Regions from separate parts of the Homo sapiens genome. Here region 2 is linked to region 1. A link is an interaction called in ENCODE POLR2A ChIA-PET data of the cell type or tissue named here. Cell type or tissue: CD4-positive, alpha-beta T cell. All regions are shown on one strand. Each heading gives the region's core, and the rest is flanking DNA. Links, peaks and the distances in the headings are about the cores only. Region 1 overlaps ATP7B (ATPase copper transporting beta). Region 2 holds the start of LOC124903175 (a long non-coding RNA gene).

Region 1 (9,664 bases), core at 3,205-8,204:
GGATCCAGAGTCTATTTTCTTAACCTTTACACACACTGACTCTTAATGCATATTTAATAATATGGAAATTTTTCTAATTAAGGCTTCTGTATTTCCTTGGGGTTAGCTTCTTTTTTATATTCTAGGCAATGGTTATTTCAGCCCTCCTTCATATTCCTAAAATCTCTCCCTGGTCCCACCACATTTTCTATTAGCCTGTGGTCTCGCTTTGGACTACTGGAAGGAGAAGTGTTCAGATGGAAACCCTCCAGTTCCCTGTCCCTCAGCCTACACAGCTAGCCTCCTCCGTGGCACCTCCCGCTCCTGCCCCGTTGGTGGGAGAGGCGTCTCCTCCAATGCCTCTACCCGGGAACCTTTCTCTGTTGGTTTTCTCAGTGGTTTTTGGTGTCTCTGATTCTTATCCTCCGATGTCATGCAGACTCTAACCACTCCCATTTTCAGAGGCGTTGTGCCTTGCCCCTCCCTTGTGTGCCCTTGTCCATGTATCACACTGTTGATGGAGCCAGCCTGCCCTAGCTGTGTCCTGGAGGCCTGGGCGTGAAGGCTGAGACAGACCCCTTGCTTCCCCATGGGGTCTGCAGGGCTGGTGCAGCTGGCCCTGGGCACGCCCCAGGTGAGTAGAGGAACTGACCGGGGCCACACAGATGCATGAGTGTTCATGAGGTGCAGGCTGGCTGCTGCGCGGTGGCACTGGTTTTGTTCTGGATCCTGGCTTTTAAATGATCATCACAATTGTAGGACTGGCAACTGAGATTTGAGTCCTTCTGGTGTTCCAGGCTCACTCCCCAGCACTTGCCACAGATCGTCTAGTTCCACTCTGTAGCTGTTCCGTGAGGCAGCACTGTCATCATCCCAGCTTTCCTCAGGAAAAGCCAAGTGCAGTGAGGTGGAGTAATATCCCCAGAGTCCATGGCAGGCAGGCAGCAGAGCTGGGATTGGAACCCTGGAGGCACAGAGCCCCCCTCAGCCACTGTGCTGCGCTGCCCCCAAACAGGACCCTGTGTGACGGCACCTGGCATGCTGGGCTCTGCTGTGCCATGGGTCTGCAGCAGTCACATGCCTTGGCTTCTTTTTTTTTTCTTCTCTTATAAATTAATTGCATGAAAGTTTCTGAGAAGTGAAAACGTTCAGACAGGGAGCCAAGCCGCTGGCAGCTGTGTTGGTTTTGACTCATGTTTCCTCCAACTCGCCTTGCTAGGGTCTTCGGTACAGTTTGAGGCGCCTCTGATGGCACTGACTGCAGTTGCTTGGAACTATTCCAGGGATCTGAACAGGAGGAGAAGGCATCTGCCGGCCGAAGTGCCCACGGGGTGCGTGCAGCACCTGTCATAACTCAGTTCTTTTCCAAGAATGCCGATTCATTTTTTGGCTGGGGACGCACGGCCTGACTACTACCATGCAACATGACAGGACATTATTAAGCTAGGGGCCAGAAGACCAGAGTTCATTCTGCCTTTGGCTCACTGTTTGGGTGTGGTCATTCCTACTTGCCTCCTGACAGCACACCCCGAGCCCAACCCTCTGTCCCAGGCCAAGGCTGCACCCACTGCCGCCTGGATTGCCGCAGTCTAGGCCTCCCCTGAGCTCAACCATTCTGTGCTTTGAGGTGCACTGGACACTGGTTTCCCAGTGACTCTGCCTCCCACAGGGCCCTCCCGCGTCTGGGCCTCTGCTTGTGCCTTTGGTCCATGGCACCATCTGAAGGCCCCCAGAGGTTCTCGCATAACTGCCCTCTTTGACTGAGGCTTGGGCTTCTTCCTCTGACCATCCCTTTGCTGGGGACACTTGTGCTTTCTCTTTACTCCAAGTCTTGGGTGCTGGCAGCGTTTCTAGGTGCGATCCGTCTGGCACACTGTAGTTTCCTTGCTGCTGCTGCTGCTTAGTCTCCATGGGCTTTCTTCTCTCCTTTTTCCTTGTGGATGGTCCTTGGGGTTCTGGTGGTACTGCCTCTGTCTTTGTGTGTTACACACCGTCACTGGGACGTCTCACTCTCCCACGTCTTTGGTTAACAGCCGTGAGAAGCTCATTCTCAAACCTACGTCTAGATCCCAGAGACTACCTGCTGGTTGGAGTGTTTTTCTTGGTTGACTGGTAAAGGCTCAGACTCGGCCTGTCTGTATTCTTCTTCACCTTCCCCCACTTTTTCCCCAAAAATATTCCCCTTCCTTGGTGCCTGTCTGTCTCAGGCAAAGGTACCCTCATGCCAGCTCCCAGTGTGTCCTCTACAATGCCTGTCTGCCCTCATTCACACATCTGCAGTCCATCCTCATGGTTCTAGCACCTCTGTCTCTAGGGGCGTCATCCACTGGCACCATGCTGGTCCAGGCCACTGTGGCCTTGCCCCTAAAACACCGCAGCTGTCTCTTCATACTGCTTGCAGCCATTTATCAATCCAGTATTTTTCCACATTCAAACCAGTGATCTTCCTGAAAGCACAAATTGATCATATTACAGTGCTTTCTGAAAGCACAAATTGATCATATTGGAAAATCCTTCAATGGCTGCATGCTGTCCTTAGGATCAAAACCACCTTCCTAACGTGGCAGTGAGGCCCGGCATCCGCCTGCATGCCTGTTGAGCCCAGCCTGTCTTGCCATCCCCTGCGTTGTGCTCCAGCTGCCCTGCACCACTGGCAGGTCCCAGGAAGGGACTGCCTCTCTCTGCAGACCTCTGCACACATCCTTCCTTCCCTCTGAACTCCCTTCTTCCTTAACCTTTGCCTGGCTCCTTGCCTTCAGGGCTCAGCATGGAAGTTGCATCCTCCAGAAGCCTTTCCTGATTCCCCAGGCCTGGCTCAGCTGTGGCTCCTCAGTGCTCTCAGAACACTCTGTGCCTCAGCCACCCTGGGATGTAAACATGGCGGGTGCTGAGATACTCACTGGTGGAATGAAACTGCTGTCAGATGTTAAAGAAACATACTGCACACATGCATGTGTGTGCTTGATATTAAAAGGCTTGCACAGCCCCATCCCCAGTCTCCCATGTTGAAATTTTCTGGTTTTTTTTTTTTTTTTTACAATTGATGGGGAAACAAATTACAAATCATATCTAGACCAGTGACCATAATGCTATAAGTTTTTTCTTTGTTTTCTTAACTTGTGTTTAATGAGGAAGGGGAGTAGAAGAGAGGAGACAAGTGAAGTAAACAGATTCCTGGCAGAAACTCTTAAAGATGAAGTGCTATGAAACAAACCACTGTCTTTTAATTAAGAGGGTTCCTATCGCTCAGCACTTGGAGAGGAATAGTAGCTTCTGAAGAATACATGCTATTGAGATTCACCAGTAGGAGCCACATTAACCCTCATAAAGGACTATTCCTTGTAAGCTGCTTAGAGTTAGAAAGATGTGGTTAATTTAGATCAAAGGAGAAATTCAAAGTTAGATTTAACAGAGATTAGCATTACTAAAGATTTCTTAGAAAGACACCCAACTGTACATTCGTGCCAATTTTAAGTCTCCTTACAGAAGTGGACATTTTAAAACTTAGTGATTAGGTTCTGCTGGAGGAGGGTCTGACCTTTAGTTCTTGGGGTCTTTCATTTCTAAATTGAATGCAGGGAGCTCCTCCTCCCGACTTGGGCTTCTCAGGCCATGTGGAGACCTCTGTGGGATGATAAATCCTCCAGGTTGTTCAGAGGGGGCCTCAAGGGCAATGTTCAGCCTGGACTTCTCCATCGCTGGAGGACTTTAAAATTAAGCAGAGAATATTCTTGGGTTCTCGAGATCCTTCCGTTCTCCTGGCTCACTCAGCCACCAAACAGATTTACACAGGTATACTCCCAGCACTAAAGACTTCAGTCTTTGAAAGTCTCCTTTTCAGTACTCCATTTATTTTGGTTGCCATGATTGAACTTTCTGTGTGTGTCTTAACTGTCCATCTGTGTGTCTGCTTTTAGTTATGAGGCTATAAACCTCCTGAGAGGAAGGCTCTACTCTGTCCTGTTTGTAACCCCAGCCTACCCTGGTGCCTGGTACACAAGAGGCCAATCAATATGAAAATGTCAATTAGGTGATAATAAAAATCACCAGCATTCATTGGGCACTTACTGTGTACAGGTGCCATACTAAGCATCTCACGTAATCACAGGAAGTAGCCACACAAGCCTTGAATCCTCGTAGCACAGAGACTGTTCCTGAACAATTTTTACAAAGGAAAATAATGATGCAAATATTTAACATACATGCCTGCATATGGTAGTTACTAAGTTTTATATAGTTGTACATAGCAACATTTAAATAAGTGGGCATGTATGTTCAATTTTGTGCCTTTCTAAGACATCTTCAGGTTTTGCTGAAATGGGGGTAATAAGACTCACCTTGTATGTGTCTGGGAAGATTCAGTGAGGTAAAACATGTAAAAATCTAGCACAGTTCCTAGCACTCAGTAAATGTCTATTTCTCCTTCTCAAGTAAGTAAGATGGCTTTTGTGCCTGTGATAGTTTAAATGTAGTCTTTGTAGAATGAAAGCAAGGTGTAAAATAACCTCAGAGCCCTGCTTGCTTTCCATGCATGCTCTTCTGGCTTGTTGACCATTAGCTCATGAGCCAGTATTACCTATACAATTAATTCTGTTGGGCCCATGCCATGCTTTTAGTGAGCTGCTGCTGAAGCTGGCCCTGGGCCGTAGGTGCCCTCCCTCTGGCTTTGTCTCTGTTCCTGCCGTCTTCTCCTCTCCCCCCGCAGCATCTCTGTCTCTGCAGGACATGTCCCACTAGCACACAGTTCACATGTATGTACAAGACACAATCCCCACTTTAATCCACCCTCCCTTCTACTGCTCTGTTTTTCTGTTCCTTCACAAAAGCCTTCTTTAAAAACGTGACTTTCGCTGTTGTCTTTGCCTTCTCACTGCGTGCTCTCTCAGCCCATTCTAGTTGAGCCTCTGCCTTTACCAGTTTCTGAACTTGGTTTGGCCAGTGCCATCAAGTAATTTCCATATACCCCAATCCAACATTGCTTGTGTTAAGTCCTCATTTCAGTCTCTCACCAGTATTTCCCCCTTGTCTGTTTCTTTGATTTTTTTTCTTTTTTCAATGTGTAACTCACAGTCACTGCAACACACAAACCCTACGTGTAGAGTGTGATGAATTTTACGTATATTTGCCCCTGTGGAACTACTTGTGCAGCGTTTGGTGTGGTTGGATGGGTGCTCCCTCCTCCTCCTCCTCATCCCCACTCTCATTTTCCTCCTGTGTCACTGGCTGGTCCTTCAGCTTCTGCTCAGCTTTCAGATAGTGGAGTGTCTCAGGGATGAGTTCTAGGACCCCTTCTGTGTTTTCTCCGTCACTCCTAGGGGCGCTTATATGATCTCATGGCTTTAAATGCTATCTACATGTGACAGCTCTCAGGTTTGTTCTCTACCTCTGACCTCTTCTTTCCACTTCAGACTCATATTTTCAGCTCCCTAGTTGGCATTTCTACGTGGAAGTCAAATAGGCATCTCAAACCCGACATGTCAAAATGAACCATTTCTCTCCATCCCCTCCCCTTCTCTTCCCTCACCCTCCCTTAGCTGCTTCTCCATAATCATCTCCATCTCATTAAATGGTTTCTCTATCCACCCAGTTGCTCAAAATGAAAATTTGGAGCTCATCTTTGATTCCTTTCTTTACCCTCATATTCAGTGCATTTTCACATCTTGTTAACACATGATCTAAGAATATGCTGTGTATTTCTTCTCCCTCTCTCTGTAGTCCAGGTTACTTCCATCTTCCGCTTGGGCTGCTGCAACAGCCTGACTCTCCCCCTCACTCCTGTGATCATCCCTACAGCCCATTCTCATGCAGCAGCCAAAGAGATCACTTAAATGTGAATCAGATTGTGTCACTTTCCTGCTAAAAGCCTTACATCCAAAACCCATGCTCTGCTCCAGGAGACTCGGCATGATCTGGACTCTGCCTGCTTCTCTGACCTCAACTTGCACGTCACTTACTTCCTGCCAGCCTTGCTTGCTTTCTTGCTGTTTCTCAGACGCACCCTTCCTGCCTGCCTTAAACCTTTGTGTCAGTTGTTTTCTCTCCGTGAACTTCCTTTCCGTGTGTGTTGGACCTTCTTGGCATGCAGGTCTCAGCTTAAATGTTACCTTCCCAGAGAAGCCCTTCCATGTCTCCTCCTCCCTCTGCCACTCTAAGAAGCCCTCCAGTCACATTATCCTTGTTTTTTTCATCACAGCACTTATTAATATTTAATACCTGATTCTATCTTGCTTGTTGTCCATTTCTACCACAGAACTTGTCTTCATGAGGTAGTAGGGCCTTTGCTGTGCCATTCACAGCTGTATCACCAGTGCCTAGAACAGTGCCTGGTATTCAGCAGCTGCACGATAAATATCTGTAAATGAACAGATCAAATGAATACTGTTGCTCAGTATAAGCAAATACAGTGTAACTATTGTAACAGCTGGCCTAGAACCTGACCCGGTGACCGAATGAGTGGCCATGTGAGTGATAAGTGGCGTTTGTTGCAGGGAGGAGCAAGTCCCCATGGAGCTGGTGCAGCGGGGCGATATCGTCAAGGTGGTCCCTGGGGGAAAGTTTCCAGTGGATGGGAAAGTCCTGGAAGGCAATACCATGGCTGATGAGTCCCTCATCACAGGTGAGATGGCTTGTTTCATGTTCCCTCAGGAGGATATCATAGCAGCTGTCAGGTCACATGAGTGCTGGATGGGGCTGAGCAAGTGACAGTTGTCTCTTTCCTACGTCTAGGAGAAGCCATGCCAGTCACTAAGAAACCCGGAAGCACTGTAATTGCGGGGTCTATAAATGCACATGGCTCTGTGCTCATTAAAGCTACCCACGTGGGCAATGACACCACTTTGGCTCAGATTGTGAAACTGGTGGAAGAGGCTCAGATGTCAAAGGTAATGAAGAAATTTTTAAAACTAACTTCATCTTTCTCGTTTTAGAAATTATGTGAAGAGTTCTGGGAAATCAGACAGTTTTATTGAGTAGAGATTGATTAGTAAATGTGGTTAAATGAAGGAGATTATCCCAATCTTTATCCATGCTTGTGGTGTTTTATTTCTTCATAGGTTGTAATTTCCCATGGTCTTGGTGTTTTATTTTCATAGGCACCCATTCAGCAGCTGGCTGACCGGTTTAGTGGATATTTTGTCCCATTTATCATCATCATGTCAACTTTGACGTTGGTGGTATGGATTGTAATCGGTTTTATCGATTTTGGTGTTGTTCAGAGATACTTTCCTGTAAGTTGAATGCCTTGGGCTATATGGTGGTTGTGTTTTAAATAATCTACTGACATTGATCCTGTTCTTTCATATCTTAGATTCACTGGGCTTTAATTATTCATTACATTTTATTTGCTTGCTTCTCTTATTGACAGCAAAATCTAAGCCAGAGTAGGATAAACAGTCACTCTCCTTCTGCAGGTTTCTATTAAAGATCTCCTTTACATTCTACTTAGATAATTTTCACAGACACCAATTGGTGCTCAGTTGTAATGCTTGAAGCATTTACAATATGTATTATTGGTCCTTTTTGAGGTTATGAGGCATACATCATAGAAAATAGTTCACTTTAAATCTCAATGGCATGATAATATTATTTAATACATTTTAAGAAAAATATCTTTTGATGTATATATTTACCAGTACCATCTTTGACCTCCCAGCTTCCCAAGTAATGTAAATAGCTTTTTATGTTTGTTTGTTTATTTATTTATTTATTTGAGATGGAGTCTCCCTCTGTTTCCCGGGCTGGAGTGCAGTGGCTTGATCTCGGTTCACTGCAACCTCCACCTCCCAGGTTCAACCAGTTCTCCCGTCTCAGCCTCCCAAGTAGCTGGGACTACAGGCACACGCCACCACACCCAGCTAATTTTTGTATTTTTAGCAGAGATGGGGTTTCACCGTATTAGTCAGGCTGGCTTCGAACTCCTGACCTCAGGTGATCTGCCTGTCTCGGCCTCCTAAAGTGCTGGGATTTCAGGTGTGAGCCACTGCACCCAGGCGTGAATAGCTTTTTATAATAGTTAAATATTTACTAAACATTGTATGTGAGGCAATGGAATATACATTTTTGAGTTTAAAAAAGTGGTTGAAGAACACTATCTTAGGAAATATGGTTTTATTAAACCTCAGAAAAAGAAAGGAAAATACAGGCCACCCCTCAAAAAAACATATCTGCTTGAGGAATAAAAGCTATATTACATCTGTGATTCTCAGTTGGCAGCTGTGACATTTTCGGTGTTTGTGACTGGGGGGATGCTGCTAAACATCCTGCAAGGCACATCACAGGCCCTACAACAAAGAGTTATCTGGCCCCAAATGTCAGTAGCACTGAGGTTGAAACCTTGATAATGTACTTAAAAAGCTAATGGCACACTTAGAACAGTATTTGGTAATGGCACAATGAGCGGAACAATGTTTTTACCTTATCTTATTCCTAGCCCAGTCTAGTGCTTGTTATACCATAGAGCCATAGAATGAGAAACCATACTGGGTGTGGTGATGCACCTGTAGACTCAGCTACTTGGGAGGCTAAGGCAGAGGATCATTTGAGTCCAGGAGTTTGAGGCTGTAGTGTGCTATGATCGTGCCTGTGAATAGCCACTGCACTCCAACCTGGGCAACGTAGCAAAAAGTACAAATACAGAATGGATAATTTTTTTCTTTTAAAAAAAATCCTTCACATAATTAAAAGTATATCAAATATTCTCAGGACACATGTCATTTACTAGGATGTATTTTCTCCCTCAAATTTCCCATCTTAAATTGAACAATGTTCAAGTTAAACACTTTCTGACATCTAAGGAACCTCAGTGCTCTTAAAAGTAACTTACAGATATATTGGTAGAATGTGCCTGTGGCTATCCATGGCACCTGACTGCCTATAATTTCGGCTTTTTCGGGAAAGCAGTGCGTTGGCATATGGCCATGGGAAGACTCAGTCCTAAACAAGTTGGAATCTGTGGCTTTCTGCTGTTCCATGCCTTTCCATCTTACTTTGGCTTCTTTTGTTTTTATCTGCAATATCAGGGAGGATGCTGGCAAATGAGGTACTGCATGTTCCTTTAAGATACTGTCATCTCTCTGCTGTACAAAAGTCATTGTAGAGAAGGGCTCATGGTAACTTCCAGAAGTCCACCCAGTCCTATCAGAATGCCAGGTGTGATTTTGACAAGAATTAGTGTATTTTTAAAAAAGATTACATAATCTTTATGTCTAAAAATCTTAATATATCCCTCTACCTAAATATAACTGTTTCTATGAAAATTAAAAGACCCCTTTAATAATACATTATTTTAGAATCCTGCCTTTCAGAGTGAAATAATAAAATGTAGATGGAAGCTAAAGAGGCTGTGGTCCATAGCCTTACCTTAGACAACTGTGCTTTTTACTATAAGTAAGTGAACATAGTATCTCTTGATTATACTCCATAGCCACCAGCCATTTTTAAAAATAAACCAAGATAATTCAAGCTCTCAGAATGCAAATAATACCAAGTGTCTGGAAAGTAGGTCATATTTTGTTTGTTTTGGGTACAAAGAAAAAATAGTGAAAAATACAGAGAAGAAAATAAAGATACCTCCAAATCATATCCCTAGAAGTAATTTTTTTGCATATTGGTGGATACCTTTCCAGTATTGTTGAAATGCTGTATTCAGATACAGGCGGAGATTTTTGCACGAATAAATCCCAGCACA
Region 2 (16,097 bases), core at 4,317-9,316, 400 kb after region 1:
TCTCACAGAGAAAACAGAGGCCATTAGATTGAAATTCCATCAATTGCCTGCCTCCCATCAATTGCCTGCCACCTTGTACTGTATATTCCTTCAAACCAGGGTGTGGTTCTCAGAATGAGCCATGTTCTCTCTTGCCTGTGTAGCTTTCCATATGCCATTCCCACTCCCACTATCATTGGTTTGCCCAGGAAACCTCTAGTAATCCTTCAAATTCAAGTGTGGATATCATGCCAGAGGGAGTTAATCAGTTGCTGCTGTGTATTATGACTGAACCTTGTTCTCCTCCCACTGTTGTACTCACTATGCTGGTTTAAAATTTGTGTACGAGTCTATATTCTCATAAGTCTGTGAGCACCTTGAGAGCTAATTCATATCAAGATGCCCAGCACTTAGTATAGTCTGGTAATAGAAGCTATTCAACAAATATTTGTTGAATAAATGAATAAATAATGTGAAGATATAAGCATAAGCTGTAACGACAAGTATTTGCAGAAGAGTAGAATGCGTCTTCAACCTTGCATGCTGTGTTGGAAACAGAATTGGACCAGAAAGCAAGAGACCCAAGGCTAGTTCATAGAAACAGCAAACTCTCCCAACATGTTCATTGCTGTATCCTCCATGCCTAGAAGGGCTGGCTCTTGACTGGTGCTGGCCAAGAACAAAGCTTTGTGTTATATTTGGATTTGAATCTGCTAAAGATGAGCTTTATTGCAAATAGTTTGTAAAGAGAAAGTTAGAATCAGAAGGGCTATAACTTTTGGACTAACTGGAGAGCATATGCAATACCCAGTCATGGATAAGTTATCATAATGCCAGTGAACTTATTAAGTTGAACATGTACAATGAATTGGCTTTTACAAATACATTTTATAGATTAAATTACACATATCCTATAGCCACGGGTTTTTCCAGGTTTGGTGCTAATCACATATTTAATCTGGGAAATGAAACAAAACCTTAATGTTAATCTTGGGTCAAGTGGGGTTCTTGGCTCCTTCCCTGTGCACATTAATGAGAGCACTAGTATGACAATCAGAGCCTGAGCCACCATAGATTTAAATTGAAACAAGCCCTTTACCAAACCTGACCTGTCCCCAACCTCCTGTGGTCACCTGAATGCTAATATGCCCCTGCCCTCTCTTCCTTGTCTTATTGAACAATAGTAACATACACGATAATGTCAGTTCTCCACCAATTTATGAAAACAAGATTCTTTCATCCTAATGCTTCTAATCCAATACAGTGACTCACAGATTGTTTTTAAACTAAGAACAAATCAAAGCTTTAGCTTTACAATTTTTATTTCTACAGTGTTCAATAAATATTTGTTGATTGACTGAATGAGTATTTTGCCATTAATTAGCTCTATAACCTTGGGCCAGTTTCATTTAATTTTTCTATGCCTCATTATTCTCATCTATATAATTGAGTTTGATTAAGTCATATTTTTCAAATTATTTTTATGGTTTAAACGCTTTCTTCAAAGCAAATCTTAAGGCCAGGTGTGGTGGCTCACGCCTGTAATCCCAGCACTCTGGGAGGCTGAGGCAGGCACATCACTTGAGGCCAGGAGTTCGAGATCAGCCTGGCTAACATTGTGAAAACCTGTCTCTATTAAAAATACAAAAATCAGCTGGGGGTGGTGGCACACATCTGTAATCCCAGCTAATCGGGAGACTGAGGCAGGAGAATCACTTGAACCCAAGAAGGGGAAGTTGTAGTGAGCCAAGATAGCATCACTGCACTCCAGCCTAGGCAATTGAGCAAGACTCTGTCTCAAAAAAAAAGGAAAAGAAAAAGAAAATCTTAAGCAGAATCTAGCATTTAAAGCAGAAAAAAGTGAGGCTGCTGTAGATGAAATAGGTTTTGGGGCCCTAAGACTCCTCTTTTCCCACCCCCATTTCTGCTCCTGAGCTGCTTTGCTGAACCCACAGGACCCTCTGAGGTACCATTTGTCCAAGCACTGGACTGAATAGAAATACAAATATAAATAGCATTGACTCTCAGACTTGTAAAAACAAAACAAAACAAAAAACTTATAGTCAACTGGATGCAGACAGTCCCAACCTGCAGCCTCTTAACTCTTAGGAATTAAGATTAACCACCCAGACAAATTAATCTGGTTTCTTTGCTTTGGAGGGTATTACATCAACTCAATCAATGTCAATCAATTTTGTAATGCTAAGCTGAATTGGAAATTATATATATATATTTTTGATAAATTAACAATGAACATGACTATATTAATAATAAACAATGAACATGAGAACATGAACAAACTACTAATGAATATATTTTAGTAGACACAATTTCTCAACATATGAAAATGGGGGGAGGAATAAAGGGGATCCTTGGGGAGTGAAAAGGTTCAGAATCACAATGAATTCCTTTTTCTTTCTTTTCATGCAAATAAAATGAGCCAGAGAAAAGTGAAATGGCTTGCCTAAGCCCTCACAGCTTACTTAGTGGCAGATTCTGCATTGGGACCTGGGACTTGTAATTTCCAGCCCAGTGCTCTTTCACTGACCATGTCGTTTCTTTATAAGGTTAGAACTTTACCTTTATGTTTCTGGAATCCCTGATCACCATGCTACAGAATGATAAAACATCCACATTATCTCAGCATTCATTATCTGAGTCCCTGAAGTCTGAAGCAGTATAGGAGACTAAAAGTCATCATAACCTAGAAACGTTTATTTATCAAATGACTGCTTATAAAAGCCACTCAGTCATATCCACTAAACATTAGCTTTGCTTCCTTCCTTCTAGGAGCAACTTTTTTGTTAGGTAGGTATCTAGCTGATGATTGGATTTTTATACAGAGTGGCAATACAATACAACTACAGTGCAAATCAAACACACTATATTTGTACTGTATTGCTAATATGCATAAAGCAAATCTCGCAAATGGTATAGGATTTTATGGGATTAATAAGAGGAAGCTGAATGCTTAGTCCACAGTGAAAGAGGGAGAAAAATATAGCTGATATTGTTATCGAGTAAAAGGGGCTCACTGTCCAATGCACTAGAAGCCCATACTATGACACCATGTTCTTGAGAAAAGAAAAGCTTTGTACTGAAAGTCAATCCCAAGGAGACAGAAGTCAAGCTCAAATCTGTCTCCCTGTGCTGCCTTCAAAACAGTATTTTTATTAGAAAAGTTTCAGGGGGTGGATTCTGAGATTAGCAGGTGATTGGTGGAAGGAAAGCAGAAGTCTGGAAAGTCCTTGGGCATGCTCAGTTATCTCTTCATGCTATCTCATGTATCACATGTGCAAATTCAGGGGGAGTTGGTATGAAACATAGGGTGGAAATTCAGGCTGCGTTGTCAGCAAGCTCCTTCTGCACCGACTCCAGTTGGTCATATTGGTTCCAAAGGATTTCAGCCATTTCTTTTATCTGATAAGCAGAGGGCATTTCAGCCTTTCAGTAGGTGTTTTTTTTTTTTTAATCTGTCATTCTGCAAACTCAAGAATTTGTTAGTCATTGGTTTCTTTAACTCTTTTGGGCATAGTTTCAGTATTGAAGAGTTAGACAAGGGCCAAATTAGGGAGGGCCTTATGGGTTTCATTAATGGTTTTCATCCTGATTGTCTTTTAAGCAGGAGAACTGTCATCAGATTCACCTCTAAAATTTTCATTTTGAAATTGGCAAATACACTAAAATATATAATCTAGCAATCGTATTTCTGTGATTCTATGTCATAGAGGCATATCCACTTGTAGAAACAACACATGTATCAGGTTATTTATTGTTGTATTATTTGTAAGAGCAAAAAATGGATCTGACTCCCATATTCAACAAAAGGGGCCTGGTTAAATAAACAATGGTATGACATGCAGCTGTCAAAACAAATAAGGAAGCTCTCTATGTAGTGATACATATGGAAAGAGCTTTAGGACATATGGCAAGGGAAAGAAAGCAAGATGTAGAACAGTGTATATGGTAGGCTATCTTTTGTGCAGTAAGGTGGGAGAAAATATATTTGAATATGCTTGTATTTGCCTTAAAAACCCTAGGAGGATTTTAAAAATATATGGGTGGAAGGGATATCATCGGAGGGTTGGGGTGAGAAGTGCAGGAGTGAACGCAAGACTTCTCTGAACATCTCTTTTTATAGTGTGTTAAATTTTGAACCTTGTCAATGTAGTACTTAATACAAACAAATCCATTTAAAAATCACTCTGGCAGCTCTATGGAGAGTGGATTGTAGGGAAATAGAGTAGAAGCTGGAGCCGATTTAGGAAGCCACTAAAGTAGTTCAGGCAATGGCTGAAGGTGGTTGGCACTTACTTGGAGGTAGCGGTGGAGCTGGTGAGAAATGGTGAGCTCAAGCTTGTGGAGCCAACTGGACTTGCTGGTGGATATAGTGTATGAGAGAAAAAAAGAAATAAAGAATAATTCCTAGATATTTGTCTTGAGCAACTGGAGGAGAAGAGAAGATAGAGTGAAGGTGGGAAGAAAATGCAAGGAAAACAGAATCGAGGGTTCTGTTTTGGACACATTTTTAATACTGGCATGCCTGTTAGGTGTCGAAGTGAACATATCTACAACTAGAGAAACATCAAGGAGGATAATGACAGCAGAGATGTTTCCAAAAATAATGAGTTCAAAATTAAAGGATTGAGAGGCCCTGGGAAAAGTTCATAAAATCCTTGAACGTTTTTGTCAAAATGTCCATCTTCACTATCATGCTGTACAAATAAAATATAAAGTGGAGAATGTCATTTGGGCTATTTTAAAATTTCATTGGAAAAATTACATCCCCAAATTCCAATCCATTTATTCTTAGTTCTAACAGGAAGTATGTAGATGTCATTATAGCTTACATTTTGTTACATATGAAGTATAATAAATATGATTTCACAGTTTGTATTGCATTTTTCAAGATAAAGCTTGAATGCAAGCTTTTTCACTATTTACTATAAAATGTAAGTGGCCTTTTTGATATCCTGAACAAAATGCAAAAGGACTGCTATAGTTTGAGTGTGTCCCCTCCAAAATTTGGGTGTTGAAACATAATGGCTCGTGATGGCATTAAGAGTTGGTGCCTTTAAAAGATGATTAGTCTATAGTCTCCTCCCTCAAGAATGGAATTAAGGAACTCATAAAAGAGGCTTCACTTAGCCTTTGGCCCTCTTGTCCTTCCCTTCAGAAGATGCAGCAACTTCTGCATTACCAGACACCAAACCCACCAGAGCCTTGATTTTGGACTTCTCAGCCTCTGGAATTGTGAAAAATAAACTTCTGTGCTTTATAAATTACAGGATAGAATCTTGCAGTGGCAAAAACACAGGGAAACAGATATAACAGAAACATTTTCTCTTCAACAGCAAGTTCACATCTTTATTAACAGAATAACTTTCTACATTTCCTAAATTCATGATGGCAGGAGGTGGAGAGTAACAATTTCTCTTACTTTACTGCCCTAGAAGTTAAATAAGTATTACTTGGTAAAAAATGCAAAACTGCTCTCTTAAGAATTCTGCCGTCAACTACTAATTTTTCTTTTGTGCATTTATCCTGAGTAGGACAGGCTTTGGAAATGTTCCAGTTAATACAAGCAGAGACTTACTGGTTGTAGTGTTTGCTGTGATGTCCAATGTGGTAGTCAGCTAGGGTGGCTATAACAAATTTCTGTAGACTGGGTGGCTAAAACAACAAACATTGATTTCTCATGGTTCTGGAAGCTGGAAGCTTGAGATCAGGGTGCAGGTATGGTCAGGTTCTGGTGAGGACTCTCTTCCTGGTTATGTCCTCACAAGGCCTTTCCTTGGTGCACGAGTGCAGAGAGAGAGAAAGAGAGAGAGAGTGCTTTTGTCTCCTCCTTTTATAAGGGCATTAATCTCATCACAGGGGCTTCACCTTCATAACTTCATTTAAACCTAATTACCTTTCAAAGCCTCATTTCCAAATACCATCAATTGAGGATTAGGGTTTCAACATATACGTTTTGGAAGAACACAAATATTTGGTCCATTGCATAGCACCCAGCCCAGAACCCCCTTCAGGCTGGAGACCCTCATACTCTCTGGTGCAGGGAGTGTTGGCTGCTGACAGGTTACAGCTGAGGCCTCCCAAAGACTTGCCTTCAATGAAGGAAGTGGCCTCTCCCAAGGTCTCCTATCCACAGGGGTGAGGGGGTGGCTACAACAGGGGTGGGAGATGCAAAGATCCAGTCCTCTTGACTCAGTTCCAGACAACCTGAATGAGTCATCCCACCTCCTGAGCGCCCCTCCCCAAGAGGTCACCTCAGGCCAAACTCTGCCGCTGTCCTACTTCCTCATGCCCTCACAAGTGTTTTCTCAATAGACGCCTGCACACAACTCTCTGTCTCAGAATCTACTTCTTGGGAAACCCAACCTAAGACACAAGAAGACCTCATTAACAGCATATTCAAGTAATCAATAATCAAATGATACAGATTTCTCTACATTTTGTGTAGGTTAAGCCACAGTGTAAAAAAAGCAAACATGGTGGATAATGCTCAAAATATAGAATACATGATCAGACACTCCCAGGGCTTGCTGTATGCACTTCGCATATATCACACATACATTCGTGGAAGAGAAATATCTTAGGTCTGTTTGGTACCATATGATTTTGGCTGTCGCAGGAAGTAGTCTCTTTGCTCATTATAACTGATCTCTGAATTCATTACCATAAGAGACTACCAAGTTTTGATCCCATTATGCTAGAATTTATTTTTGTTTCTTAAAGATGTATAACAACAGGGAGCCCAGCTTCAAGCAGGGTATAGTTGGAAAAAATGAAGAGTAAATAAAATGAGTTTGCCACTTCAGCAGAGCTCCTTAAGAATTCCTCAGTATGGATTCTGCGGCTGCATCTAAAATATAGGCCTTTGTTTTTGAATTGATTTATTATACACATAACAATTCCTAGATCATAGATCGTTTCTACTAATTTGTTTCCATCATCAAAACTTATTCAGGCTTCACTTTTTGAGATTCTTTACAACAACTTAAAAAAAGATAACATTAAAACATTAACAGTATGTTTAATAGCAAGTTATTGATGAAATAAGTTATGATGTGTCCATACTATAAAATATCACGCATCTTTTTTTTTTTTTTTTTTTTTCTGAGACAGGGCCTTGCTCTATCACCCACGCTGGAGTGCAGTGGTGTAAACACAGCTCACTGCAGTCTCCACTTTCATGCATCTGTTAAATAATATTTTAATGGTGTGCTTATTGACATAGACTATATTTATTATATATTGGTAAGTTAAATTATAAAATGAAAAATATAGTTTAAAAATTTATAAATTCTAAAAACATTATTTTGGCAAAAGTATAGAAGTAAATAAATCACCATGATATGTGGTTTATGATTTATTTTCATTTATCTTATTTACATCTTTCTACAATTATGTAATAAAAATTAGTTCGATTCTTAAATAGTGCTGTGGAAGTAGGAATTTGCAAAGAATGTTCAGACTTTTCCCTTATGCCGCTTGGGTAGCTGTAGCTCAGTGTTTGGCAAAGTCCAAAGTATTTTTACATAGCACCAACATAGCCTAACTTACATGCAGAGATTCAGTTACAAAGAGGATCTGTCTTCAGGATTCTCTTATTTTTTTAAGGTTATTTCCCCATTATTTCCTTTTCAGTCTTTGAATTTTGTCGTTCCTGCTGAAAGTTTTTTTTTTTTTTTTTTTTTTGAGACAGGTTCTCATTCTGTCACTCAGGCTGGAGTTGCAGTGGCACATCATGGCTCACTGCAGCCTCTATCTCCCCATGTTCAGGTGATTCTCCCACTTCAGCCTCCTGAATAGGTGGGACTACAGGTGTGTGCCACCACTGCTGGCTAATTTTTTTTTTTTTGTATTTTTGTAGACACAAGGTTTCATTATGTGGCCCAGGCTGGCCTTGAACTCCTGAGCTCAAGCGATCTGTCTGCCGTGGCCTCTCAAAGTGCTGGGATTACAGACATGAACCTCTGCACCCTGCCGAAAGTCATTTTTACTGCATAATTATAGAAAGATGTAAATAAGATAAATGAAAAAGAAAAATTATCAATAATTCATAAACCACATATTATGGTGATTTATTTGCTTTCATACTTTTGCCAAAATAATGCATATAGAATTTATAATTGTTTAAACTATATTTCTCATGTTATAATTTAACTTACCAATACATAATAAATATAGCCCATGCCACAAGCACACCATTAAAGTATTATTTAATAGATGCATAAAGATGGAGACTTGGCCAGACATGGTGGCTCACACTTATAATCCCAGCACTTTGAGAGGCCAAGGCGGGCAAATCAAGAGGTCAGGAGTTCGAGAACAGCCTGACCAACATGGTGAAACCCCATCTCTACTAAAAATACAAAAAATTAGCTGGGCGTAGTGGCAGGCGCCTGTAATCACAGCTACTCAGGAGGCTAAGGCAGCAAAATCACTTGAACCCAGGAGGCAGAGGTTACAGTGAGCCAAGATCATGCCACTGCACTCCAGCCTGGGCGATAGTGCAAGACTCTGCAGTGTCACGGATATTGATTTTTCTTTCACAAAGAATCAATACTGTGAAAATGGCCATACTGCCCAAAGTGATTTATAGATTCAGTGCTATCCCCATCAAACTACCATTGACTTTCTTCATAGAATTGGGAAAAACTACTTTAAATTTCATATGGAACCAAAAAAGAGCCCAGATAGCCAAGACAATCCTAAGCAAAAAGAACAAAGCTGGAGGCATCACACTACCTGACTTCAAACTATACTACAAGGCTACAGTAACCAAAACATCATGGTACCGGTACCAAAACTGATATATAGACCAATGGAACAGAACAGAGGCCTCAGAAACAACATCACACATTTACAACCATCTGATCTTTGAAAAACCTCACAAAAATAGGCAATGAGGAAAGGATTCTCTATTTAATAAACGATGTTGGGAAAACTGGCTAGCCATATGCAGAAAGCTGAAACTGGATCCCTTCCTTACACCTTATACAAAAATTAACACAAGATGGATTAAAGACTTAAACGTGAGATCTAACTCCACAAAAACCCTAGAAGAAAACCTAGGCAATACCATTCAGGACATAGGCATGGACAAAGACTTCATGACTAAAACACCAAAAGCAATGGCAACAAAAGTCAAAATTGACAAATGGGATCTAATTAAACTAAAGAGCTTCTGCACAGCAAAAGAAACTATCATCAGAGTGAACAGGCAACCTACAGAATGGGAAAAAAATTTTGCAATCTATCCATCTGACAAAGGGCTAATAATCAGAACCTACAAAGAACTCAAACAAATTTACAAGAAAAAAACAACTCCATCAAAAAGTGGGCAAAGGATATGAACAGAAACTTCTCAAAAGAAGACATTTATGCAGCCAACAGACATATAAAAAAATGGTCATCTTCACTGGTCTTCAGAGAAATGCAAATCAAAACCACAATGAGATACCATCTCATACCAGTTAGAATGGCAATCATTAAAAAGTCAGGAAACAACAGATGCTGGAGTGGATGTGGAGAAATAGGAATGCTTTTACACTGTTGGTGGGAGTGTAAATTAGTTCAACCATTGTGGAAGACAGTGTGGTGATTCCTCAGGATCTAGAACCAGAAATACCATTTGACCCAGCAATCCCATTACTGGGTATATATCCAAATGATTATAAATCATTCTACTATAAAGACACATGCACACGTATGTTTATTGTGGCACTGTTTACAATAGCAAAGACTTGGAACCAACCCAAATGCCCATTAATGATAGACTGGATAAAGAAATTGTGGCACATATACATCACGGAATACTATGCAGCCATAAAAAAGGATGAGTTTATGTCCTTTGCAGGGACGTGGATGAAGATGGAAATCATCATTCTCAGCAAACTAATACAAGAACAGAAAACCACACACTGCATGTTCTCACTTATAAGTGGGAGTTGAACAATGAGAACACATGGACACAGGGTGGGGAACATCACACACTGGGGCCTGTCAGGTGGTGGGGAGTTGGGGGACAGATAGCATTAGGAGAAATACCTAATGTAGATGACGGGTTGATGGGTGCAGCAAACTACCATGGCACATATATACCTACGTAACAAACCTGCACATGTACCCCAGAACTTAAAGTATATTAAAAAATTAAAAAGAAAAGAAAAAAAAAAGAAAAAAGTGGAGACCGCAGTGAGCCATGTTTGCACCACTGCACTCCAGCCTGGGTGACAGAGCAAGACACTGTCTCAAAAAAAAAAAAAAAAAAAAAGCATGATATTTTATAATATGGATACATCATAACTTATTTTGTCAATAACTTGCTTTTAAACATATTGTATGTTTAAATGTTAACTTTTTTTATTTATATAAACAGTGTGTCAGTGGACATCCCTGTGAATAAATCTGTGTACACTTAGCTGGTTATTTCCATAGAACAAATTCTTAGACATGGGATTTCTAGATCCAAGAGTATGTACATATTTAAGATTTTTAAAAACACTCATTGCTAAATTGTTTTCATTTATATTCCCACCAGCAGTAGTTGAGAATACCCTTTCCCCACACCCTTGTCACACTGAATATATAATTATTTTTCATCTTGGCTAATGAAATAGATGAAAAGCAAGATCTTGGTTTTGGGTGCATTTCTTTGATTTCTAATAAGCCTGAATTTTTTAATAAAATGCTTATTGGCTATGCATATTGCTTTTTTTGTGAACTGCCTATTCATGTCCTCTGAACATAAAATATTGAATTCTAATATTTCTTTTATTGAGTTTTAAGAGCTCTGTCTACATATTTATCATATATGTAAAATTACATATGATCTAATGAGTTTTTCTCCAATTTTTCTTAATTTTAAATTTGATTTTCATGGCACAAAGAGTTTTAAATTAGTCAAATGTATAACATTTTTTATTTATAATTCTACCTATGTTGCATTGCTTAAAAAAAGACATTCTGTACCCAAGATCTAAGATGAATGATCTAAGAGGAAATTATACTTTCTCTCAGTAATTTATGGATTCATTTTAAAAAATTTATATTTAAATATTTAACCTACTAAACTTTTGATTATAGCTCCAAGATGGGACTCTAATTTTATTTTTTCCCATTATTTGTCAATTCCAACATTTACAAAATAATCCATTCCTTTCTCTCCTCAAGTGAAATGGTGTCTTTAATATATAAAAATTCTTCAATATATTAAAACCAGTTCTGGACTTTTTATTCTAATGCTTGTTTTGTCTGTGAGTTCTATACCTGTACAATACTTTTAATTAAAGTAATTTTAATGCATTTTGATATCTGATATGACTTATCTCTTCTTTATATTTTTTAAAATTATATTTTATGTTTAACTGTACTCTTCTTTGTCAAAATATCCATTATTCTTACATATTTATCCTTCCATATTTTTTAAATATAAATTTTGGCACATTTCCCCGTTTCCTCCATCTCCCAGATTTTTGGGGGGATTTTCACTGAGATACCATTTAATTTATATTTGAATTTAGGAAGAACTTACTTTTTATAATATTAAAATATCCAGAAACAGAGTTTATCCTTCCATTTATTTATGTCTTTATGACTCTTGGTCAGGATTTGTAGATTCTTTGCACAGGCCTACCACATTTCATGTTCAGTTCATTCTTTTATTTATTCTTTTGAGATAAAATCTTACTCTGTCCCCCAAGCTGGAGTGCAGAGGCGTAATCATAACTTACTGCAGCCTCAAATGTCTGGGTTCAAGTGATCCTCCCACCTCAGCCTCCCAGCTAATTAAAATTTTTTTTTGTTTGAAGATGAATTCTTGTTATGTTGACCAGGCTGGTCTTGAACTCCTGGGCTGAAGTGATCCTCCTGCCTCAGCCTCCCAAAGTGTTAGGATTCCAGAATAAGCCACTGTGCTCAGCCTATTATTCTATTTTTTTTTAAAAATAAGTTCTTATTCATAAATGTTATGGTGCTTTTGACCCTGCATAAGGAGAAAATTAATTTCTTTCAATCTGAAGTAGTTTTATTTTGAAAGTAAATCAACTAGTGAACTTGAATAACTAGTTCACAAATATCATGCAAATTTGAAAAAGTTAAAATATTAATAGTATAAACAATGAAATAAAATCTCCTTCCACCCTTCTCCCTGGCCACCACGTTCTTCTCCCTGTAAGCAACTGCTGTATTCTGTTAGAGCAGAGTTTTAAAAACAAACAAATTTTAAAAGTATATACCTATATAATACACACACACACACACACACACACGGGGAGACAGATATACGAAATATATGCAAAAATTTATCTATGTGAACAAAACAGTGTGCTAAGTAATTTTAAGGAATCAAATGGAAGGCTAAGACCTGAGAAGGAGTCTGGGAGTCTGTTCAAAAACAGAGAGAGAAGCAGATGAAAAAACTCTGGTACTTTTCCAATATTGTCAGTTACCAGTTTATTTAAACTCCAAATGCATTTTCTCACCAAGTTACAGCAAAAGATAAATCTAGAATCCATGCCACATTAACTGCACAAAATATAAATGTCCACCACCTAAGCTTTCCCCTGCGTCAGATGGCAAATAAGATAGGAACCACACATTCCTGGGAGGCAACAGATCAAGAGCGCAAAATGACAAATCAAATTTCTGTACCAAAATGTACTAAGCTTCTTCAATTAGTTGGGAGAAGCTTAAATAAATCAAAACCATGGCACAAAAATAACTTAAAAGCCGTTCCCCAGATAAATTTGTATTATGCTGTAAACAACTCAGAACAGCCACTCAGAATGGTGGTGAGTAAAGCTGGCAAGCTAGCTGGCTGGTGCAAGCCGGCAGCTTTCGTAGTCACTATAGTTCAGCCCAGGGGTCGGGGGAAGTGGAGGGACTGATGAAGCTCTGGGCAGTGGAGGCAGATGGGAGAGGAATAGTAGGTGATTGAGGGGGAGAGGGGGTTGTAGGGAAGGGGGAGGTGCTGATTCAAGCAAACCAAACTCACAAAAGGCTGATTTATAAACAGAAATGCCATTTGTTCATTAACCAGCACAGGGGGATTAGAGGGGTGTTTTATTCACTCTGCAGAAAAACCTGATGTGCTGTCCCATTCTGCAATAGAGTATTCTTACTCTGCGTGATCAGGGTACTCCTGGTCAATAAATACAGCTCTCTATTCCATGGGCAATGCTGGGAAAACCCAGATATATGTTATCCTGTGGTCTTGACTCTTTTTATCTTTTCATTCCAGTCCCTTGTGTTAACATATCATTCCTCCATATACGGACCACGATAATATCATGTGGACCAGACTCACTTTACAGCGTACTCTCTAGTCCAAGTTTCCTGAAGCCTTCCCTCTCTCCTCAGTCCCTTGGTGGGGGCTTTACTGTAGATCGCTGGGAGGTAAGAGTGATATAATGTGACAGTCAACTGCACAGGTTCTGAGCTCCGCAGGCTTTGTTCCAATCTTCGCCTGGCCATGTGCCAGCTGGGTAATCTCAAGTAGTTCTTTAACTTTTCTCTTCCTTGTCAGTGAAAATGGGAATGATAAATAGTACCAACCTCAGCAAGTCACTGTGAAGATTAAAGGAGCTAAGTCATTGCTGAACACCTAGAACTGTGCCTAGTGTATGTAGAACACTCAAAAGTTATTGGCCATTAGTGTTATGGCTACTGCTATGTACTTCTGTTGATTTGCAGTTGTCTCTGCTCAGGAAGAATAAACTATTTTTAACCTTTTGCCCAAATTAGGGAAAAGAAAATGAAATGTCAAATGAGAGACCAGTTTGACCTGATGGTGAAAAGTCTGAAACTTATTCCGTGTTTTAAAGAAATGCAATTGTATTGCTTCCAAATGTGAATATATTGCACCCTAAATACATGGAGAATAAGAAAATAAATAAATTTGTTTAAAGGTAGAGTAAGTTAAAAAAAAAAAAAAGGAGAGAGAACTTAATGTAAAAATACAATTTACAATAAGCAAGTGTTTCCAGAGCACCTAGTATCTACCTGCTTCCATTCTTGCCTTTCTGAAATCTATTTGCAACACAGTAGCCAAAATAATCTTCTAGAGGATTAAGTTTGATCATGTCACTTCTCTGTTCAGAATCTTCCCACCGCATTCAAAGTAAAAACCAATGTCTTGATAATGCTCTACAAAGCTTATATAACCTGCTCACCCCCCTCCTCGGCACCTTCTATGACTTTATCTCTTAATTCCCTCGCCCTTACTCATTCTGCACACTGGACTCTGCTGTCATTTAACTTGCCAGGCATTCCTGCCTTAGGACCTTGGTACTTATGGTCTCCTCTGCCTGGAATCCTCCTCTCCTTCAAAGTCACATCTCCTGCATGGCTTACTCAAATACCACCTTCCCTGACCATCCTACTTAAAGTTGTAACTTCCTCCCCACCCCCATCACTCAGTAGTTTTCTTCCCACCTCTATTTTCTCTATAGCATTTCACCATCTAACTTACTGTATATTTATTGACATATTTTGTTTATAATCTCTCTCACCTCACCCTCCCTGTAATAAAAGCTCCATATGACAGGGATTTTGGTACATAGTGTCCACTGCTACCTCCCTAGTCCCTAGCATAGTGGCAGAGTGAGAGCATTATTTGTGGAATGGATGAATTCAGGAATGATGCTAGGTGCTTTTACCTCTCAGTTATATCTTTTGGTAAAGGTTTGGTTTTCATAATAATATGCCACTAAATGGCAGCTGTTATTATAACCATGGATTTTTACAGATGCCAAGGCGAGCAGATCACCTGAGGTCACGAGTTCGAGACCAGTCTAGCCAATATGATGAAACCACATCTCTACTAAAAATACAAAAAAATTAGCTGGGCGTGGTGGTGGGTGCCTGTATTCCCAGCTACTTGGGAGGCTGAGGCAGGAGAATCATTTGAACCTGAGAGGCAGAGGTTCAGTGCAGTGAGCCAAGACTGTGCCACCGCACTCCAGCCTGGGTGGCAAGAGCGAAACTTCCTCAAAAAAAAAGAAAAAGGATTTAAAGCATCTTTAATTTCTTGAAGCTGGATTTTGAAAATCACTGTTTAACGTGGTTGTCTTTTAAAGGCACTGGACATAAAATTGAGATTCAGAGGAGGAAGTTGTTTTGAACTTTTTACTCAATATAAATGACATATATTGCTTCTGAATTAAGATAAATTATGAATTTTCATATACATTTAATTTAGCCTTTTCTATATTAGCACTAATTCTCCAACCCTTAACAATGATTCTTAAGTGTATTTAAATGGTGTACAATGGCAGATGTGCGGGCCTGGATGTCCTGCTTCTGCACTGTTGGAGATGAGGCCTGTCTACTGAATTTCTGGTTTCTATTACAGCTGATGACATGAAAGAAATGTTTGTAAGAACAAATGTTAGGTTCCAGGCTGTATCCTAATTTAATAGTGTAGTTGAAAAAGGAAAGTTGATGATTCATTCTAAAACCCCTGGGGAAGGAGGGGTGATTGTAAACAATTTGGAAAGGGGCAAGGGAGTCTAATATGAAACCATCGCAGCAATCTTAAACAACAACCAAAAAAATCTTGTCTAAACTTGATTGAATGCTGACTTTTTTTTCCAGAATGATATTAGCTGGGGAAAGACTGTTAACTTCAAAACTTTTTTCTCTCTGATCAGATTTGGGGAGCGGGAGGTTGTAACCATATTAAGTTTTGATAATTCCAGATAATATGAAATGTTGGGATGAAACATTACCCTGAGGTTTTCATAATCGTGGATTTTCCTCAAAGCAGTACACGTGATCGTAGTTTTTTTTTTTCTTTTTTTTTTTTTTTTTTTTTGTTTTTGAGACAGAATCTTGCTGTGTCGCCCAGGCTGGAGTGCAGTGGCATGATCTCGGCTCACTGCAAACTCTGCCTCACGGCTTCGAGCAATTCTCTGCCTCAGCCTCCTGAGTAGCTGGGATTACAGGTGTCCACCCCCACGCCTGGCTAATTTTTGTATTTTTAGTAGAGATGGGGTTTCACCATCTTGGCCAAGCCGGTCTTGAACTCCTGACCTCATGATCCACCGGCTTCAGCCTCCCAGATTACAGGCGTGAGCCACCGCAACCAGCTGATTGTAATTTTTTAA

What was found. Peaks named below come from ENCODE experiments on the same cell type or tissue, not always from the same donor. Only the 100,000 strongest peaks of a DNase experiment are listed, where the experiment ranks them.
Region 2: POLR2A ChIA-PET joins it to region 1 with 5 read pairs; 1 of 35 experiments calls an interaction of 5 or more read pairs at or near these places.

Annotation. Positions count from the first base shown.
Region 1 is chr13:51,947,203-51,956,866 of GRCh38, reverse strand. ATP7B (ATPase copper transporting beta) reads left to right here. Exons shown (of 21, transcript NM_000053.4): 10 at 6,468-6,595; 11 at 6,706-6,860; 12 at 7,071-7,205. Among named protein-coding and RNA genes, the nearest start is that of ATP7B, 59 kb to the left of the region's middle. In CD4-positive, alpha-beta T cell, for the core only: no CTCF peak of the experiment used is centred there; a DNase peak (open chromatin) is centred at 5,946; H3K27ac peaks cover 539 bases.
Region 2 is chr13:51,539,385-51,555,481 of GRCh38, reverse strand. It overlaps LOC124903175 (a long non-coding RNA gene), which reads right to left and starts at 6,358. Exons shown (of 4, transcript XR_007063804.1): 1 at 6,252-6,358; 2 at 5,576-5,772; 3 at 4,294-4,357; 4 at 3,331-3,399. It overlaps MIR4703 (microRNA 4703), which reads right to left and starts at 2,893; the gene lies at 2,815-2,893. In CD4-positive, alpha-beta T cell, for the core only: no CTCF peak of the experiment used is centred there; a DNase peak (open chromatin) is centred at 6,221.